Linked DNA regions of Mus musculus: regions 2 and 3 are each linked to region 1. A link is a contact called in ENCODE Hi-C or POLR2A ChIA-PET data. All regions are on one chromosome and are shown on one strand. The core of a region is the stretch at or near the end of the contact, and the rest is flanking DNA. Distances in the headings are between cores, read along the strand shown.

Region 1 (4,842 bases), core at 1,170-3,669:
TTAGATTCAGATCCCAGGTTATGCCATCAACTATTTAAACATGGACTGCAGACTGCAAGTGTAAACACAGGCAGATGGGAGATACATAGCAAAGATTTTCACAGAACTAAATACACCAGCATGCTAATACAGCAGTCCTTTAGTTACAAGGTCCTAAGTGGAAAGTCCCAGCAGATGAGGTAGGAAAAGTGTAGGCAGAAAAGATAAAACGCTGCAGTGGAGAGGTCTGGTGTATTTAACAAATTCTAAATCATTCAATTTTACCAAGGAAGACTCAGAAGCCAGATGCTGGGTGGAAGCCTGGTAGCTCAGAGAGGCAGAGAAAGCACCTGATCACCTTTCTCTTCATGTGAAATCCCAGAAGGAATCTCTTTCTGCCACACCTTCTCAAATGACATCCTCCAAACTGAATGTACCTAAATGCTGCTTCCTGTGCATCTCTCTGTCTTTGCTCCCAATTCCCTCTTACTCTCTGTGACTTTTACTTAATAATCCTAGGTTCCCTTCCTGTCAGCTGGTTGCTTCTGGCACTTCTTGACCCATGGTTTACTTAATCTTGTTACACTCAGGTTTCACGGTATGATCAGATATCCTACAATAAAGGTCTTGCACAAGCTGTATCTCCTGGAGTAAGCTTCTTAAGAAGAATAGCATCTTGTATACTACTTACAGGGGAAACACGGAAAGAAATGGGAGACTTCTATGAAGTCAGCAGAAACTATCATACAATGGGACAAACTCAGGAGGAGTCTATCAAATTCATGCTGGTCATAGGGAACACAGGATACATCAGGAACATTACTGAACAAGCCAACAGTGGACTTGGGACTAACAACCACAGCCCCACGTGGTGGCAAGAGTTGGGTTCTCAGGATCTGACACAACCTCTCCCCACAGGTCCTGGCTGCAGACCATTACCAGCTTTCCCAAGCATATATCCTTGCTTTAGAGAAGGAGCTCTGTATAAATGATTTTATTCACCTGAGGTAACTGTCTTCTCTGAGGCTTACTGACTCAGCCTATTTACCTAGCCTAGTCCTGAAGGTTTCTAGTCTCTGGACAATCCCAGCTTCAGAGATTTACTGCTGAATAAGCTCGCCTTTCCTAGATTTTCCTGAACTCTTGCTGGCTGGTCAACTCAGCTGTTCTGACTCAAAACTCCTCTCCACACTGACTAATTCAAAATCTTTCTCTCTCTCTCTCTCTCTCTCTCTCTCTCTCTCTCTCTCTCCCCACCCCCCCCCATCACATGGAAAGCCTTACTTGAAAAAAAAAAAAAAAAACAGCCCTCAACACTACAGAGTTGTTCCTTTGCAAGAAATTGACAACAGTGTAGTCTTGCTCATGTTGCAATCTCTCTCTCTCTCTCTCTCTCTCTCTCTCTCTCTCTCTCTCTCTCTCTCTCTCTCTCTCTCTCTTGCTCTCTTCTCACTTTCTCTTTTTCTCCTATTCTCTCTGTCCCCTGCCTGCTTTCTCTTTCTCTGCCTCCCTCTCTCACCATGGTAACTTCCTTGACCTCGGTCCTTGGGGCCAGTGAACAAGAGCGGCTTCCCAATAAACTGACATTTAATATAATCCAAGCTGGCTTGAACTGGCTCATTTGAGCAGCAGAGAACAAATAACTTATCAATGGGAATGGCCTAGCAGCTGGTTGTAAATCTGGTTTGTCTCCTTTGTTCTGCTCTTCAGCCATATTTCTGGACAATCCTAGTGAACAAAAATGTGTATCCTAGCATCCTATCTAACAGACATGGTTAGCATAGTACCCATCTGTAGGGTGTTTTAGATGGCATCCTCACTTATCTAAATTCTATGTGGTGTGACTTACCCTCTCCTAAGCACTGCAATTCCTTTACATCATAAATCCTATTCTTCTACATCACAGATTAACATTGTAGTGTTACCCAACACGTGAGACACCTTTTACAACCGCCACAAAATGAACTCCAAATGGACCTTACAACTAAACGTTAAATGCTAAAGGAAAAAAGTTGTAGAAGATACTGTGAGAAACCAGGTCTCTTCGAGTTTGGCATCTTGCCAAGGATGATCCTGCACACAAGTCCTTACTCCAAATGCTTGGCGCAGAAGCAGTCCGGATAGTGACGTTATTCAGAGCCCACTACCGGGTCCAGGGAATGACTAGAACTAAAACAGACCCCACAGGTGGCCACATCTGGCCTCCGCTTACCACCCAGTCCCGAGGAGAACCCACCACACCAGCTCCCCAGGTTCATCCGCCTGCTCCTCCCCGATATGGGCAGTGACCCTGTACTCACCATGTCGAGACTTAGGACCTTGCCTGAGCGTCCCTCAGACCACCCACTACTAACTTCCCCTTCTTCCTCCTGAAATCAAGGTGGAGAGCTTGCATCTGTAATTCTCAAAATTAACCTGGAAGCCTCCTCTGCCCCGGAACTACGTAAGTTCCTGGAATGCTGGGAATTGTAGTTCTTTGGAAATAACAAAGGCTCATGGGAAAGTACGGTGGTCTAGTTGAATATCTAAAAAGAAACCGCTGTAACACGTGACTGAGGCCGTTCGCGCTGGCAAATTCCGGGGGAATTTTACTGACCCAGGTCTGTCTCTTGGTCAGTATTTAATATTTAATAAATGCCTGCTTTAAATTTGGTTCAAAATTGTTGAGTTGGTCTATTTCCAGCAAAAATCAGGATTAGCGTACAGAGGTTCATAGGACGATAACTCTACCCCACAGTCTCTCTTCAATACGTACACTGGAGAGTGAGCTGAGCTGCCGAGGGCACTGAGTGCCCTAGCTCCAGATTTTTACATCTGGCAACCAAAGTAGAATCCTCACAGAAACAAGCAGTCTCTAGTAGAAGCTAAGATAAGCAGTTAGCCAGAGGGGGTTCCAGCACAAACAGGTTGAGATAAGTTAGCAAGGATATCCTGACCTTGGGTTCCTAGAAGTGGAGTTGAGTAATTTTCCTAGAATTCTTGATCAAGGAAATCAAATTCTAGTTAAACCTGAAATGGCCTCAGCGACAATACATGATGGAGGAGTGATGGGGTCTCTGTCCAGCATCAAGAACGAGAAATGAAGGCAGACATGGTTTAGCATAGGTAGAGGGATCGCTTGACCTTGAGGCCAACTTGATCTATAGAGAGAATTCTAGAACAGCCAGGACTGCAGAAAGGAACCTTGTAGTGCCAGCCTGTGGAAGAGTCAAGGCTTGGCCAAAGTGTGAATGACTTTACTGGCTTCCTGTGAAATCATGGTAGTCGCATGGAAGGTTGTACGCTGGACATTATAACTAGGAAATGTCTGCAATGGGGGAGATGTGGAGACCCTCCTCAGCTCTTCCTTCCTGTGCTCTAGCCTGTTCTAAACTCAAGATCGTCCCATAAAAGATAAGCCACTGAGTTCATCCTTGTTGAACATTCCCCAGGCTTTTTGCCTTTGCCTCTCTGTGAACACATGGAGGATGCATCTTCTTACCTTTTTAGGACTCAGAGTTCTGTCCATAGAGAGGAAGAAGGGCTGTGGGTGACCAGGGATTTCCCTGTGGCCAGCACCTGAGGGCTGAGGATGGCTTCCTAGGATGGCTGAAACTGCAATTGTCCCAGGAATCACAAGCTTGGAGAAGGAAAAAGGCTGCCATTCCTCGGGGCAGAAATTAGAATCGGAGAGTTCTGACTGGTCAGTCCTCCTTGCAGGAGAGACTGGGTTGGAAGTGATAGGCTAGTTTAGCAGCATATGATGGTACATGCCTTTAACTCCAGCACTATGAAACAGTGGTAGCAGATCACTCACTCAGGTTGAGGCCAGTCTGGTCCCCAGAACTAATTCTAGAACAACCTGGAACAAATTCTAGGGATACAAAGGGAAAGAAACCCTGGAGAGAGAGAGAGAGGGAGAGGGAGAGGAAGAGAGAGAGAGAGAGAGAGAGAGAGAATATGATGGGCCAGTGATAAACAGGACCACATTTGACAGAACTCACTTGACAGAGCTCACTTTCTACTTTAATGTTAAACCTCATGTCAAGACCCAGAAGATGGAGTAGGAGAGGGGGTGGGGGGGTGCCTCACTGCCCAGCTCAATATCTTTTTTGAAATACTCATTTTTATTTATATGCATACCTCCATGTAAATATATGGTGTGTGGATGTGTGTGTGTGTGTGTGTGTGTGTGTGTGTGTGTGGCCTCTGAGGCTACCTGGACTTACAGGCAATTGTGAACTGCCCAGTGGATGCACTGAGAACCAGATAGATTCAGGTCCTCCGGAAGAGCAAGAAGAGCTCTTTAACTGCTGGGCCATCTCTTCTGCCTCCTCACATCGATATCTTATCTGCAAAATGCCTTTTGCAACGTCTACTGTGTGTGCTATGGAGAAGAGAGATGAGCATGGCTTGAACTGTACCCCCCACATGTGTGTCCAAGGTCTAAACTCCCCAGCACATGGCTGTATCTGGAGGCCAAGCCTTTAGGAAGTAAGCAGGTTAAGATCAGGCCCTACTCAAATAAGGTTGCTATTCTATTAAACAAGAGACTTCAGCGAGGTCCAAGCATAACGAGATTATGAGGAAACCTGTGAGAGAGTGGCTATCTAGAAAAGAAGGAAGAGACCTTCAGAAGCCAGACCACCAGTGCTTGACATCAGCCCCCAGAACTAGGAGTGGTTAGATTTCTGTTGGGTAAACATAGCAGTCTCTGGTGTTGGGCCATAGCCCAGGCAGGCCAATGGAAGCTACTCCAGGCTCACTGTCCCTGGTCTGAACTGCTTGAGATTAGATCTACTTTAGATTTCAGAATTTTTTTAAAAAGTTTTTTCTTATTCACTTTACATCCTGCTCATTTCCCCCCTCCTGGTAACCCCCTCC
Region 2 (4,842 bases), core at 675-3,174, 56 kb after region 1:
GTTGTACAACTGGAACAGAGGAGAAGCTGAGAAATTGAAACGAAAGAGTACAGAGGGTAAAGGGCACAGCAGACTCTTGGAGCCATGATAAGAATCCAACCCCTGCCAAGCAGAGACGGAAAGGAGCCAGCACAGGGACAAACAAACAAGGAGGAGAGGGACAGATCCTGGCCATGCTTTGAACTGTCAACCAGTGAAATCCCCGTGGAAGCAGAAAGGAGATACAGCAGCTCCTTCCGACACAAGTTGGAAGCCACGAGCTCTGTGCTCCAGGATCCACTCCGAGAGACTCGCCAGCCGAGAGCCAGCAGAACACACCCTTTTGCTCTTCATCTAGATCCATGGTGGCCAAACCACAGCTCTCACTTACTTTCTAGCTGGTAAGAGACCTTCACAGGTTGGGCATCGTGGACATGGCTGGAGTCAGAAAGATGAAAAGGACTCGAGGTCTCCTCTGTGCTGATTCAGGTCCAGGTTGGCCCCTGATGGTGTTGACTCCACCTGTCCAAGCTTCTGGAAAGGAAAAAGGCAGAGGTCACTGGGCCACCAGGAAAGAAAATGCAAAATATGTTTAATCAGGTGTTAAAGCCAAACTAACTCATCCCTGAGGGAAGCTTACTCATTGCGGTGTTGAGGAAGCAGGTGAGGAAGTGTGTGTGTGGAGGGGGAGGAGACAATAACAATGACAATGAGACAAACACATTAGCCGTGTGCTAATATATTAAGCCATGTGCTAATGCAAGGCACCAAAGAGGTCCTCGCTAAGACACAGCCAGAGAGAGAAGGGAGCTGAATCAGGCCAAGGCCTGGCCTTCAGGACTGGGGAACTGCCAACTAGAAGTGGAAGGGGAGTGGAGAGGAGAGGAAGAAAAATAGACCTGACAAAGGCCAGAGTATCCCTGCTACTGTAAAGTCTCTCCTTCCATTCTCAAGTCTATGGAGCAAACTTGGTCTCTACAGTACTAGGAAGATGTATAGAGCCAAGCAGCCAAGCTAGACACCAAACTACACTAGCTGTGACTCCAAAGCTCACTTGTGTTTTCCTACCTAAGACAAAAAGGGGACAATCAAGAGTCCTTTTCTGACGAAGGGAGAGATGATTGGCAAAGCTAGAAAACAGGATAGAAAAGTACTACAAGAGATGGAGGCCAGTAGTGTTGCCTTTCTCCTTCCAAACAGCTATCTTTTTCAGTATTCACTGTGGCCTTTCAATGTGTTAGGTGCTAGGGTCAGGGACGGATTAAGAATAGCTCCAACCCTCAGAGTCTTAACGGTGCAATGAAAAGGCATATAAGTAAAAAGACTTCCACCGTAAGTGGGGTACAGTGAACCGGGTGCTGAAAAAAAAAAAATGCTGGCAAAAAAAGAAAAGTACTGGATGAAAACCGGGAATGGGTCAGGGACCTTGAATGGAGATCACAGGGCTGAGACATCAGGGTGTGGGGAGCTGCGAGGAGGAGCCCACCTCCCAGCCTTCAGTCCGGTGGCCCGCCCCCTCCTCAGAGCCGAGCAGGGCTTGACGGCGAGGCCGCAGCAGGGGAAACGCCCGTGTGACCCGAGCCTGAGCCCGAGGCCCAGAGGCCCCAGAGGCCCAGCGTCCTAAGCCGGGTGGCTCAGGACTCTCCCGGCCCGGGCCTGCCGGTTCCACCACCCCGGCGCGCTCGCCCTCTCACCTTCACCTTCCCGGCCTCGCGGCGGCCATCACACCCAACACGTCACTAGCCGGCGCCACACCGAGAGAAGCGGGAGGGGAGGGGGCTGCGCTCGTCACTCGCCCCGCTGCAGCCCGGACGAGCCGATGGCCTCTGAACGCTGTCACCTCAACCTTACCACTCCTATACCACAGTGTCTAGGAACTCCGCGCTCCAAAAGGAGCCCCCGCGTGCCTGGTAACCGTCCCGTGTCTCGTGCAGATGACGTAAGCTGTAGGGTGGGGCTCCCAGCGCGTCATGGGAGTTGTAGTTTGGATCAGCGTCCGTCAGGGTGGGGTAGGGCGGAGCCTCGAGCTGTCAAGCAGGGGTTGGAGGGGTGGGAGAACGGGACGGGGGTTGGGGGAGGGGAGAGGGTGGACGGCGGGGAGGGGAGCGGGCAGGACACGACAAGGGTACCGATTAGAGGTTTGCGTGCGCCTTTTTTGTTGTTGCGCCTTTTTTGTTGTTGCTGCTCCAGAATTTGACCCTGTATAACACCTGTCAGTTTTGAAATCCAGACTCGCATTTCATAATCCGAGTGTCTTCAAAGGGAACAAACAGACCGTTAGGGTGAAGTAATTGTCCTTCAGTTGCCTTTGAGGCAACTAAACAGCAGCCACAACGCATCAGGCAGCTACTAGGTGACAGTCATTGCACTGGCTATCTAACATGCAGTTTTTAATTTTCACTCAGTCCCAGGACATTCAGGACATGATTATCCAACCTCACATGCCATTCACTGGCCCCTCATTTTGTTCCAAGAACTGGGATACTGCATTGGACCCCAAGCTGGGAGGGCTCCAAGCCTGGGCTCTGTAGTAACACCCACCAGCCACTTGTAGCTACTGAGACCCTGAAATGCAGCTGCTACAAACTGAGAAATGCCCCAATGTTTAATATAAAAAGAAATGCAAACTACCTTATTAGTAATTTTATATTGATGTGTTGTTATAGCTTTGGATAAACTGGGCTAAATGAAATACATTATCTTAATTAAATCGCCCCCCCCACCCCGTTTCTTCTTACTTCTAAAAGTAGAGCTAATAGTGGCGGTCACAAAAAAGGCTCAGTAGGTATAAATGGCTGCTACCAAGCCTGACAGCTTGAGTTCCATCTCCAGGAACCCACACGGTGGAAGGAAAGAACCTGCTCATAAAATGTTGTCCTCTAACCTCCGTACAAGAGCCAGGGCACGTGTACATCAACCACACACGATAAATGAATATGGTTGGGGCCTAGAGAGATGGCTTTTACAGAGGACCCAACACCTACATGTTAGCTCACATCGGTAACTACAATTCAGGGGATCCAGTGTCCTCTCTGTCTTCCAGGGGGAACCAGGCACACTTCTGATACACTTCCATACATGCAGGCAGCATCCCATACACATTAAATAAAAACAACAAGCCAAGTATTTAAAAGCAGATAATATGGCTAGCTGAATATTTTAACTGTGTCTGTGGCCCATGCGACCTTGCTTTTGTTTGTTTGGGGGCAGGCTTCCCACTATGTAGCCCAAACCAGCCTTGAATTGATGATCTTTTTACTCTGCCTCCCAAGGGCTAGGACTGTAGTCATCTCACTGACACACCTAGCTGCCATGTTATGCTTTCTACCGATTGGCACTGCCCTATAGCCAGGGTACAGTCATGCCACAAACAGCCTCAGAGGTAAATCAGCACGCCGGTTACGAGTCTCCAGAGAGGTGAGTCATGGGAGCTGGCCTGTAGTCACTGCCCATAGGGCAGCTTCTTGTCTGGAACATCTGACTCTGAACTGGAGAGACACACCCAGCACTTGCCTTGGGGTATAGTGTGCGCTAAGTATCTCCTCCTCCATCATCTCCAGCCTCCCCAGGGAATTCTTTGAGTACAAAACTGAAGACTGTTTCCTTTCCCTTTGGCAGAATCTTACTCAAGCCAGAGGCTTGGAGGAGCTTTCCCAAACTCTCTCCTGTCCATTCTGCCTCTGCTGTAGCCTCCCTGAAAGCTTTGGCCTAGGCTCCCATCCCAACCTGGACAGAAGAGGGAACTTCTGAGCCCATTCCCAGGCTTCTAATCTTACATTCCACTTGGGCTTGCCTAAACCAGAACTCCAAACTGTGAGGCTCTTCCTTTAACCCCTCAATGGCAAGGTTCCTCCAGTACTGCAGACTGCCACTAGAAATGGGTCTAGCGAGTACTGGGGTTCAACTGCAGGGGGCTTTTCTTATGTCAGTTATTCCTGTTTTGATCGACTTTTCCACTGTGTATATGAATTGCACATACCAGAAAATGGTCACTATTAGAAACAACCCTGGACAGGACATGACGGTTCATGTCAGTCATCCCAGTACTCAGGGGTTGAGGCAGGAGGATCACAGGTGAGAGGCCAGCCTGGATTACACAGGAAACTTTGCCACAAATGAACAAAACTCAAGAATCCTCTACAAGGCATACATTGTTTTTAATTTTTATTATTAGTGTGTGCGTGCACACTCGCGAATGATGTATGTAGGGGGTACATGTGTGGAGTCAGTTCTTTCTACCCTTTACATGGCAGTTCTGGGAATCAAACTCAGGGCATCAGGTTTGTTCAGGTGACTGCCGGATGAGCCGACTCACCAGCCTCAATGTACACAATTCCTGAATGACTGGTTGTTTCCAACTGGAGTACTAACTCCTTTCACCTACTTCTATGGTCTGAATGTGTTTGATATCTGTGCTGGTCAGTTTTGGGGTTGTTTGTCTACTTGACACAAGATAGACTCATCTGAATAGGGTAAATCTGTAGAGAAAATACCTCCATAAGATCGGTCTGTAGGCAAGCTTGTGAAGTGTTTTCTTGAATGGTGAATTGATGTGGAAGGACCCAGTTGACTGTAGGCACTACTGTGGTCAGGCAGGTGGCCCTAGGTTGTATAAGAAAGCAGGATGACAAACCAGGCATGGTTGCTCATGCCTTTAATCCAAGCACTCAGGAGGCAGAGGCAGGTGGATCTCTTCTGATTTCAAGGTCACATCCTGGTTTACAGAGTGAGTTCCAAGACAGACAGGGCTGTTACACAAAGAAAACTTGTCTCCAAAAAAATAAGATTAAAAAATGTGTGTGTGCCAGGTGGTGGTGGTGCACGCACTCGGGAGGCAGAGGCAGGCAGATTTCTGAGTTCGAG
Region 3 (4,842 bases), core at 636-3,135, 39 kb before region 1:
GCTTTCTCCCTCAGACTGAAATGCCAAAAACTAACCCAACCACCAGCATAAGACCCAGATATCCAGATATCTTCGTGCATTGCTGCAGGTTGCATGTCTTAGAAAAATAATAAAAGCCTCATAGGAAACTACAGTGGCCTATAAAACTGCCTGTAGCATGTGACCAAATCCATCTCTTGGTCAGGATGTATTATTTTATAAAACTTGCCCACGTGGTACAATTAGTTTTTCTCTGGCAACACTCAGGGTGCACAGACCCACTATATATCTTCTTCTCAGCTGTACCTTACTGCAATCCTGTCTTCATGTTTTATTCAAACCTAAGGTGTAATATTAATAACTAAGCCTATGAAGACTCATTTCTCAATGCTGTATTTACATCAAAGACTACATATACCTCAGTGTTAAACTAACGGGGACTATAACTTTGCTAGGTTAATATTAATATTTACAGCCAGGAGACAGTTAAAAATTGAAACATAAAAACAAAAAGTAAGCCTTTAGGGTCAGGCTTAAAAATAAGATCCTTGTGACTCAATGCCCCCAAGGTATGCTAATCATAAAGCAGATAGCAACATTCCTCCATCCACCCACTTATAAGCTGTGCTTTCAAAGAAAGTCACCTTGACCCACCCCGACAACTCCAGGAACTCACTATGCAAATGTGCTAATGTTATTGAGACTCATACACAGCTGTCTTGACTTTCCACTTTCAACTGGTATTTTTGGTATTTTCCAACAACGCCCTCCCCACCCCCTTGACTTGTGGTTCCTTCCTTTAAATACCCCCTTACCCAGCTACTCTGCATACCACAGTCCTCTAGCATTGCATGGTTTATGACTGTGGGCCTGAGAGCTCTCTTGAAATAAAAGTCCTCTTGCAATTTGCATCAAAACCGTTTCTCCAGTAATTTGGGGTGTTGCCTCTCCTGAGTCAGAACGTGGGAGAGTCCTCACCTTTTGGGTCTTTCAACAGTACTTTATAACGAATATTTTCGAATTCAATCAAATCTGCACTGATCCCCATATGACAAATACCTACAAAGCTCTCTAGGGATGCCTATCCAGTTCCCTGGAGAAAGGGAAACGAAATGGCAAATGGAGGAACAAGGGAGTTAAGAAAGCATGAATGAATTTGAATTTGAGGAGCTTTATTATGGCTTTTGCAAAGACAACCATCCCAATACACAAACTCCAGAGACGGCCAAGGATCTACGGGGTTATTTAAAAAAAAAAAAATCTGGCACCCATAAAATTAATTAAAACATCACCATGAACCCAATTCACAGGATCTCAAACTTCCTGATAATGGTAAGATACCACAACAGAATTGGGAGAGTGGCGGCAGAAAATGCACCCCTGCTCCACATGCCTGCCTTGCTCCTGCCCATTTCCCAGTCCAACAGCTCCTCTGACTTGGAAGGTGACAGGACCAGCTGCTCAATGTCCTAGGAGGCCAGCACAGCAATTGCAGCTTAAAGAAGTTTTCAGGTTCCGCAAACACTGAATTGTGAGAGGGGCGGCAGAAAATGCACCCCTGCTCCACGCCCCTGCCCAGCTCCTGCCCGTTCCCCAGTCCAACAGCTCCTCTGACTTGGAAGGTGACAGGACCAGCTGCTCAATGTCCTAGGAGGGGCAACTGCAGCTTAAGGGAGTTTTCAGGTTCCGCAAACACTGAATTGTGAGAATGGCGGCAGAAAATGCACCCCTGCTCCACACGCCTGCCCAGTTCCTGCCTGTTCCCCAGTCCAACAGCTCCTCTGACCTGGAAGGTGACAGGACCAGCTGCTCAATGTCCTAGGAGGCCAGCACAACAACTGCTGCTTAAGAAAGTTTTCAGGTTCCGCAAATACTAGGCGCTAGTCTCCCTCCATAACTTCCTGATCACGAGGCAGCTGAGATGCAAGAAGAAAGATGAAACCGCGGAACTTCCCTTCATGCTGCCTAGCCCCGCCTTCTGGACCCGCCCAATATTCAGCAGCTTCCTGCAATTCTTCTAAGCCTACCTACTTCGGGACCTTTTAATTAATTAGCTTCCCAATTCTTCACAGCAATGTTTGGTGTTTTGAATTTTTGCTTGCTTGCTTGCTTGCTCGTTCCTTTGCTTTTAATTTGTCTTTTTCTTAAACTCATCTAATCAGGCTGGAGGCCCACCCTCCCCAGCAGGAACCACTCCTCCAACTCTGTTGCAGGCTGCCTTCCACAAAACTTCCCAGGACCTACTCTACACAGCTTCCTCAAAAGGTTGCTGCCAGACTAGACCAGAACTGGATGTAGTAGGACACTGCACCTGGGTTCTGAACCCTTCAGATACAACGCATATTAACTTCTCATATTGTGAGTCTTTTCCTCTGGGCTATAAATGCACACAATTAAGCAGTCCCTTTGAATTCTGATGCTCAGAACAGATACCCAAAACAAACAATAACTTAGATAAAATGTCCTTGGCTCAAACCGCAAACCATATAGGTATCCTATAAGGAGCACAATTTATTTGATATCGAAGACAAAGAATAGAAAACCCACAATCATGATCAAGGACATTAAAGTTTGTAAACCATGTAAATCCACTCACTCAGAGAGAAACGAAATAAATCATGGGCAAGAAAATAATACCAGATTCCTGAAGGAAATGACAATATAAAATATTAAAATTGACTTCAATAAGTGCTTAGAAATGCCAAAAAAAAATCCTGAAAAGAAAATGCAGTAAGGCAAATAAAAATAATACATAGAGAACCTGTGGGAGACAGATTATCAGACTTAAAGAAAAGGTAGAGGAGGTGGATGCCTCAATCAAAGAAAATGATGAATTAAAATGATGTTAGGTCAAGGCACAATATTATTTACTTCTTGAAGGGTGAGACAATAAAGAGAAACTCCTTTGGAAAACTGTCTTGATCTTTGTCAAAAAAAAAAAAGTAAGGAAAGGAAGTAAGGAAGTAAGAAGGAAAGAAAGAAAGAAAGAAAGAAAGAAAGAAAGAAAGAAAGAAAGAAAGAAAGAAAAGAAAGAAAGAAAGGATGAAAGAAAGAAAACTTGAACAAAATTACAATACATACTGCACTGTTTGTTGATAAATGGTTTCCTGATTGTTCCCTGTAACACTCTATGACACCCATGCATATCAGTATAAGCTGGGGAAAGGAGACTCGAGATTTACCCAAGTCTCATTAGACTCTTGCTAGGAAGTCAACTCTTTTCATGATTGTAATGAGTTCCAGGATTCTCATTGACCTCTGAGGTTCAAAACCTGTTGTGATGATTATGAGAGGTTAAAATGGATTCTAGCTCAGCATGGCGGTGAGAGCTCAGAAGCACAAGCCCAGACCTGGGGTTCTGTCTTTAAATAGGGTTCTATGCCTATGGACACCTTTCAGATGGCAGGGCTACTTGTTTCCCATTGTGTTGAGTTTTAGTTTTCCCCATATTGTACTTATGCAAAAAAAAAAGTCACAAGTTAATTGATTCTTCATATGTGAGTAGATTAAACATACTGGTGATTAATAATGCATCTGAGTTAAGGAAAGAAATAAAAGCCTTTTCCTCAGAGCATTTAACTAAGTGTGAGTCCAAAGTTGAATTCTCTACTTCATTTTCCCTGTGTCTTCCACCCTCTGTGTGTCTGTTCAGTTAGTTTAAATCTGTAACTTCCTGAAGGCTGCTTGTATAGCTCTCCCTTTCTGTCTGCCTTTTGTCTCCATGTTGGTGTCTATCTGTGTAATCTGTTGTCTATTTGTATCTCTCTGACTGACCTTGAGAGAGAGCTTTGGAGTGCTTCTAGAACATCAAGGGAACCATCACATGGGGAAAGAATGGGATAGTGAACAGTAATCTTTTATAAAGGATTAGGTAACTGGCTCCAAGTGGTCAAGTGGACAACAAACATTTATAAATATGACTTTTATCAAAAAATACCCATAACTGTATATGCATTTTTGAACTATGCTTTAAGCCTCTGCATTTCATGCTTTCATCAAGTGACACTCATGCAGTTTCTGAGCAGGACTTGAAAAAGTACATAAATTGCCATTGTATCTATGCATCAAGTTAGGTTTTAAAAGTTGATATCAAGAGAAGTCCAAGGAAAATAATGTGAGTTTTTACATTGTTCTTTGAAAAGTGTGCTAAACCCTCAGTAGGATCACAGCTTTAAAACTTAAATTTCTTCAAGTTGCCTTAATTCTGGTTGTGAGGTCCAGGAAAATTCCCCATTTATTAGAAGTTAAGATGTTTTATATAATACATTGTCACAGTTATGGTTCTGCCAATGCATAGGAAAGCACCATGGAGCAAGACTCCATGGAGTTATAATGGGTGTAGTCTTAGTAAGATGTTCGCAAAAAAAAAAAAAAAAAAAAAAAATTTAAAGTACCAGCTTATAAGTGTATGAATGTGTTTCAAATGAAGTTCTGAATTCTGAAAGAGATGGAATTTCAGTTGATCTTGTCTTTTCCACTGTGTTACATCAAGAAAGTTGCTAGCCAAAGTGGTTTCATAAAAATACCCAAAGAATGCAGACCACTGACAACAAAAGGGGTTGCTTTTAACAAACTGACAATAAGTCTTCATTGCTAAAGACAGGGCTGACACAAAACACTGTATATGAAAAGGTCAAACTGGTGCGTGCAAGAACATTGACTCTTATGTTCCAGTGTCCTCCTTATGGAAGGTGCTTTGAAAGGTACACAAAGTAAAATATATACCAGAACCAACCAAAAAGACGTTGATCTATAATTTTTCCTTCCCCCAAAATATGCTTAGGGCAATGATGTCATGAATTTACTGGGAATAACCAATCAATGTCTAATTTGACTTAAATACCAAAAGCACTCTGGTTAAAT

Evidence for each region. A loop is a pair of places that touch in the nucleus more often than their neighbours do. ChIA-PET counts read pairs that join two places held with the same protein, here RNA polymerase II (POLR2A).
Region 2: a loop to region 1 is called in a map of heart, with 4 times the contacts of the local background. The contact joins the promoter of Mfn2 here to the promoter of Zfp933 in region 1. A Hi-C loop is called at or near these places in 1 of 37 maps with a recorded cell type or tissue (heart). POLR2A ChIA-PET finds 5 or more read pairs at or near these places in 1 of 5 experiments (Patski).
Region 3: a map of heart shows a loop between it and region 1 (2.4-fold over the local background). The contact joins the promoter of Zfp984 here to the promoter of Zfp933 in region 1. A Hi-C loop is called at or near these places in 4 of 37 maps with a recorded cell type or tissue (heart, left cerebral cortex and v-Abl transformed pro-B cells). POLR2A ChIA-PET finds 5 or more read pairs at or near these places in 1 of 5 experiments (embryonic stem cell).

What each region holds. Positions count from the first base shown.
Region 1 is chr4:147,845,999-147,850,840 of GRCm38, forward strand. It overlaps Zfp933 (zinc finger protein 933), which reads right to left and starts at 2,420. Exons shown (of 4, transcript NM_198619.3): 1 at 2,280-2,420. The coding sequence starts at 2,282.
Region 2 is chr4:147,902,985-147,907,826 of GRCm38, forward strand. Mfn2 (mitofusin 2) reads right to left here and starts at 1,925. Exons shown (of 19, transcript NM_133201.3): 1 at 1,674-1,925; 2 at 371-513.
Region 3 is chr4:147,807,903-147,812,744 of GRCm38, forward strand. It overlaps Zfp984 (zinc finger protein 984), which reads right to left and starts at 1,886. Exons shown (of 6, transcript NM_001127189.3): 1 at 1,766-1,886.